2 separate regions of the Mus musculus genome follow, and region 1 is linked to region 2. The links are chromatin loops, found by intact Hi-C in ENCODE. Cell type or tissue: heart. All regions are shown on one strand. Each heading gives the region's core, and the rest is flanking DNA. Links, peaks and the distances in the headings are about the cores only.

Region 1 (2,909 bases), core at 215-2,714, 120 kb after region 2:
AGTGACTGCTGGTTTTTCATATACATGACCTCAGAGCCTAAATTACAGAGAAACTAGGTGGGTTTCTGGGAGATAATTTTTTTTCAATGAGTTTGTTGGGGCTGTATCTATACTCTCTTAACACTATAAAAACATATTTAACCTGTTGGCTGCCTCTCTTCCTTGCAGAGGACCAAGAAGCCTTCCCCACTCAGCTATGAGCAGTGAGAGGTGAGCCTCCCACAGTCCTGAGCCCTACACCATGTCCCACAGGTTTTGGTGGCTGCCTATGGTGACCTGGGAAGTTGGGGACAGATGTAAGAATCCCTGAACAGGGCTGTGCTTATGGGTGGCCTCTGCATCTTCCCTGACACAGGGCTGAACGAAGCCTTCGATGGACTGGGAGGGACAGAGACGGAGAGGGTGGTGCTTACGTTTGCCCCTGAGGTGGCCTGGTGTGCCCTTCTTTGCTGCAGAAGCTCTTTCACGGTCATCTTCACACGGACGCCTTGATACACCTTAGGTTTTTCTGGGGAGAGGCAACAGGGTTAGTGGTCAGTTTCAAAGCTTGGGTGTCAAGGGGATACAGTGAGGGTTCCCTTGGTAAGGCTAGGATACCCAAGGCCAAGTTTCTACCTTTGCAGAACACACGAAGAGAATGAAAAAAGAAAAAGAAAAGAAAAAAAAAGAAGAAGAAGAAAAAGAAAGAAAAGATAACGTTAAAAAATACCCACATTTCTCAAACTAGAAAAGGTTAAGCACAGGCAGGTGCTTCAGGGTCCTAGTGGGAACAGTATCTGTGGGCATCTATGAAATTATTCATCCCTAGCTGGGCCCCATCCTCAGGACAGTACCAGCTGTTCTGCTCTGGAATGTGGAGGGAGGTCAAACAAGCCTGCTATTTTGGCTACGATATTAAATCTGGGGTTCCGGCTCAGCTTGTGGATCTGGGGTGCTCTCTGTTTCCAACTGATCTCGCGGACCTCACCATAATGTGAACAACAGCCCCTCTCCCCATGCCCCCCGCCCCACTGTATTCCTCTATCAATCCAGGCATGGCTTCTGGGGAAGTACAACCTTTATTTGTGGTGCCCTTGGTCTGGAAGCAAGCCCTGAAACAAGCGACAAGCTACAGGGGTCGGGGCAGTCAGTCTGTCCTGGCCCTGTTAAGGACTTACTGCACTGACCCCAGAAAAGGAGCCAAGATCGGGAAATAGTCTCCTGTCGGTCCTTTCTCTTTTTCAAAAATGTCTTTTCTTCCTCACCCCCTTCCTCCCTCTAGTCTCCGACTCTGTCGCTCTCTTCATCTCTTCCCACCCCCTCCCTTTCCGGTGCAGGCTTTTGGAGAACTGAGCTGTGGAGAGTTCTCCAGCAAGAGCTGCAGCTCTGGAGTAATGGCATCCCGAGGCTCCCTAGGACCGCGCAGTCGCCTAGAGGCAGCCCTCCGGAAGGGGCCGCCCCTGAGCCGGCAGAGCTGGGCCGGGAGACCTGGGAGAGCCCAAGTAGCCGGCTGTGCTAGGCGGGGGTCGGCTGGGAGGGACCGGTGACCGCCTGGGGTCCCGGCAGAGCGCAGTGAGTAGGTCTGACTGGTTGTTAGGCCAGGCTAGACCCGGCAGAGGCACTTTCCGAATAGAGTTTGACTTAGAAGCCCAGTGTGACTCCCACCCGACCTTGACCCTGGAGAGAGCGCTTATTAGAATCACGGGGAGGGGCGGAGCACAGTGGCCCCTGGCCTAGGCGTTTGGAGACAGTGCCAGGCCACCAGCGCCTCGCCTGGTTAGTGTAGGGACCGCGGCTGGACAGCAGGGAGACCCCCACCCACGAGCCAGATCCTGAAAGTTAGGATCCCTAAGGAAAGTTAGTGCGCTGTTCTTCCCGGTCCTGGGCATCGGTTTGTCTTGCTGCAGTGCCAGGACGCGCCCACTCCGCTCCAGTCTCCTTTCCTCCCATCCCCACTGTCTGGGTCGGCTCTGGGATCTGCAGGCAGCGCGGGCGCGCCTCGGGGTCCACGCGGGACCAGCCCCAGCCCAGTTCCCTGCCGGGTGCGTCCTGCTCCAGTCCAGGGCTCACCGTGAGCCTCTAGCTCCCCCGCGCCGCCGCTTCTGGGCTCACAAGGTCGGCGCCTCCAAATTCCCAGGACTCCAAGGTGGAAAAGTGAAAGGGCAGGCAGGGGCGTGGGGGACTCGATTGTCCGGAGTGGCCTTATGGGTCTCTGGGCCTCTGCTCTGGGGGGCAGTCACCCAGAGGGACCCGACACAGCGGGATCGCGTCCTCTCTGGATCCATGCCCGGCCCTGACTATTATTCCCTGACTTTGTGCCTCTCTGTTATACGCAGGAAAAGCAGAGGAAATACACTCGGATCCAAGTGCCCCTGGCCCTCATGACCCGACCCCTGGAAAAGCATCTGAGTTACCCGACATCCTGGTCAGCAGGAGCTGGGCTGGAGACTGGATGCTGCAGCTTCAGAGACTCAGCACCTAGGAAGGCTCCTGTGCAGGGAGAAAGGCAGAGATGCGACATTTTTAAAGTTTCACAAAACACGAGGCAGCACCCAGGTCCCTGGATCAGGAGACACACAGAATTAATGTTTTATACCTTCGGGTATAGGTTTGAGTTTTTTCCCCCTCATGCCAAGTATTTAAAACCTCTAGAAACCCATGATTTGACAATCAATGATTGCGCGATACTTTCAATTTGAATATTCAAAGGCTTAACAAAATGGACTATCTTCTGCAGAAATCCTGCACACAGGCACCTCACAGAGAGTCCAGAGAAACAGAGAGGGAGATCCCTTTGGGTCCTGACCCTTGCTTTTCTCCTATTTTAAACATTTTGTCCACCTGCCCACAGGCAGAGCAGGTGTCCTCAAAGATGCTCTATGTTAGTGCCTCAAAGGCTGCCCTGAAGTCCCCACTGACCTAGGCTGTTC
Region 2 (2,909 bases), core at 117-2,616:
TTTCACAAGGCCAAATAGTCAGACTCCTTTAAGCATTCTGGGTGCAAACCCCATGAGAGATAAGGTAGAGAGATTACAGTTTTTGTCTCTGCTACAGGACACACAATACAACACACACTCACAAACCCTTAGGGAGCCATCTAGCTCTTCCCCCTCATTTATAGTGAAAAAGTCGGAGCCCCATTCTGGACTGAAATTCAGTTTTAACAGATGGGTGACGCCGTTCAAGTGCTCCTAGACCATGCATACAAGAAGTCACTGGAAACTGCAAAGCAGCCAGAGTCCCTGGTGCAACCAGGTGATTCCCCAGAGAAGATGAGCAGTGGATGCGGCTGAGAAAAGCAGGCTCTCAAAATGGAATAATCCATTGCTTTATTGCTTATAAAAAGTGATAGTGGGTAATACTGCCCAGCTTTCTTTATGGCTGCTGTGAAAAATCACTGATGCCCACAAGACCAGAAGTATCGTGAAGAGCGTAAACCCAGATCAGGTTCAGTGCTCTGTGTGATGGATGGTTGCTTAGAAGCCTTCAGAAAAATTCAATATATCACATTGCAGTGAGGCCTAATTTAAAAGAGAGGGAGGGGGAGGAAGATGAAGAAGAGGAAGAGGAGGAGGAGAAGGAAGAGGAGGAGGAGGAAGCAGAAATGGATTTTGATTTGCCCTGTGTTATTCATCAATGTTCCCTTCAAGTAACTTACAATTGATTGCTTTTAAGAAGAGATCACCCACTTGACACCCAGACAAGTGACCCCAGTTCAAGGGAATTCCATTCACTTAACCAGTTTTGGTCTTTTGATCTATCATTATTTCGACCTATTATCTATTTTCTAGGCTCCTTTCTGGGTGTGGTGATACTTAAAAGGATGTCCTAGAAGCTCAGAAGGATCGATCGCTGGATGCTATTTTGCAGTCAGGGCTGGAAAGAGAATTACGAGGTGTAGAAGTAAAGGCTCCTTGTAGAGACTCTTTTGAGGGGGAAATTTAGATTTAAGTGCTCACTGTCCTCCAGGCTGATAGCTTCCTGTAGGGCCACTGCTTTGCAGAGTCCCTCAGCCTGTGAGAGACCCTTGATAGGCACCTGACTCTTTTCAGCTATTTTGTTGCTGAGCCGTTCGCCCTGCCTGCTTTTTGTCTTGCCAGTAGGTGGCACTGTGAGCTTGCAGGAATTGGTGAGCTGGCATGGACCAAGCAGTGGGGTGTAGGTATCTGCTAGAATGAGGGAGGAGAGAAAATGCTGTTAGCAGGTGTGTGTGTGTGTGTGTGTGTGTGTGTGTGTGTGTGTGTGTGTGTGTGTGTGTGTATGTCTTTTTAAAGTTTAAGCAGACACTCTTTTGAACGCATTTAAATATAGTCACACTAACCGGCCTTGGGTTTTACTCCACATTAGCCCAGCACCATTTTGCAGGCTCACCTATGTCACATAGTCCTTCTCTGGCATGAAGCTCCTAAGGGGGCTTAGTGCTGGGCCTTGTCTTTTTGTTCAAGTTGTCTGATAGCTGGTCACTGCCAGGCCTACTGTATCTCCCCTGGTTCCAACTATCACTTCTGTCTGTCCATCTGTTTGTTTGATTTTTGAGACAGGGTTTCTCTGTGTGACCCTGGCTTCCTGGAACTCACTCTGCAGACCAGGCAGGCCTGGAACTCAGAGATCCGCCTGACTCTGCCTCTTGAGTGCCGGGATTCAAGTCCTGCACCACCTTTAAGTGCCTGGCTTCCAACTGTCATTTCTGCCATTTCCTAACACTACCAGTTCCCAGGTTTCTGTTGGTGTCCTGGGTTGTCTCACTCAGCTTTGATTTTCTGTGGGTCTAACTACAAAGTTAAGTTTTTCCTGGAATATGACAGTAAGTATGTATTTTAATAAGCTTAGTTTCTAAAGAACAATTTCAGATTTGCAGAACCTCTTAGAGTTCCCGTGTGTCCCACTCCTAGTAATTATAGATACCGGGTGAGTACTTTAGCTAATGGCCATACTATGTTCACACTGCCTTGTCTATTCCAGGGTCAAACATTGTACTTAGTCATGTCCCTGCCTCCCTTTAACTGGGAAAGTTTCTCGAGAGTCTCTTTACTTTTGGCAATCTACATACACAAGTGCTCTGTAAAACAGGCCTTAGCTGGGTGGGATTCACTAGAAATCTCTATCGTCATTGGTCTGGAGTGTTTTTTATCTTTTAGAACACCACACCAATAAAGTGATGTTTTCTTTATAATGGAACAAAGACAAATGCTCTGAACATGGCATGACAGCACTTACGTTGCCCTTGGTCATCTGACTGTTAGGTTTTCTCCACTGTAATTCCTCCCTTGCCATACTGCACTTGTTGGCTAGAGAGTTCATTTGACCCACTCCACAGTCTCTCTCTCTCTCTCTCTCTCTCTCTCTCTCTCTCGTGCTCATATGCACTTTCTTACCTCTTTTGGCATCACAAGATCTCAAGCTCTTCTTGTCTCTTTCCTGCCGTAGCTGTTCATTCAATCAGCCATTTCCCCAGGGAGCTTTGACTCCCTTTAAGGACATTGGTTAGCATCCTGGGGTCTGGGTGATGGGTCTGTTTTGGTCCCTTAGTTTTAACTCATCTTTCCTTTCCCTTTCCATTAACTCTTCTGTCCCCAGACCATTAATTATGGAGGTTTCAAAGATTAAACCACACCTTCAACTCAATAACCTGACTTTGTCCAAATGCTTATGAGATACAGGCAATAGAGTATATATAGTCTTGGAGTTCACAGCCAAGGTGGGAGACAGGTAGACATGAATAGCTCAAATGTTGGGACGTGACACCCAAGGCCTAGAGAATCCCTAAGGAGCTAGTGACTAATTCAGACCAAGCCATTTGGGGAGTCTCTGAACCGGGACTAGAAAGATCATGCTGTGGTCTCCACATCCTGTTTCCCAGTTTAGA

Evidence for each region. Peaks named below come from ENCODE experiments on the same cell type or tissue, not always from the same donor. Only the 100,000 strongest peaks of a DNase experiment are listed, where the experiment ranks them.
Region 1: it touches region 2 in a loop (4-fold over the local background); 3 of 42 quality-filtered maps call a loop at or near these places.

Annotation. Positions count from the first base shown.
Region 1 is chr9:51,277,183-51,280,091 of GRCm38, forward strand. Colca2 (COLCA2 homolog) reads right to left here and starts at 1,372. Exons shown (of 5, transcript NM_001195681.1): 1 at 1,158-1,372; 2 at 414-508. The coding sequence starts at 473. It overlaps Gm32819 (a long non-coding RNA gene), which reads left to right. Exons shown (of 9, transcript XR_003948163.1): 2 at 1-57; 3 at 169-210; 4 at 356-2,909. In heart, for the core only: CTCF peaks have their summits at 1,434 and 2,072; DNase peaks (open chromatin) are centred at 1,429 and 1,959; H3K4me3 peaks cover 1,727 bases; H3K27ac peaks cover 1,761 bases; H3K27me3 peaks cover 39 bases.
Region 2 is chr9:51,160,776-51,163,684 of GRCm38, forward strand. All of the region lies in intron 1 of Gm32742, which reads right to left. Among named protein-coding and RNA genes, the nearest start is that of Gm32742, 6.6 kb to the right of the region's middle. In heart, for the core only: a CTCF peak has its summit at 1,126 (motif pointing right); a DNase peak (open chromatin) is centred at 1,146; H3K27me3 peaks cover 928 bases.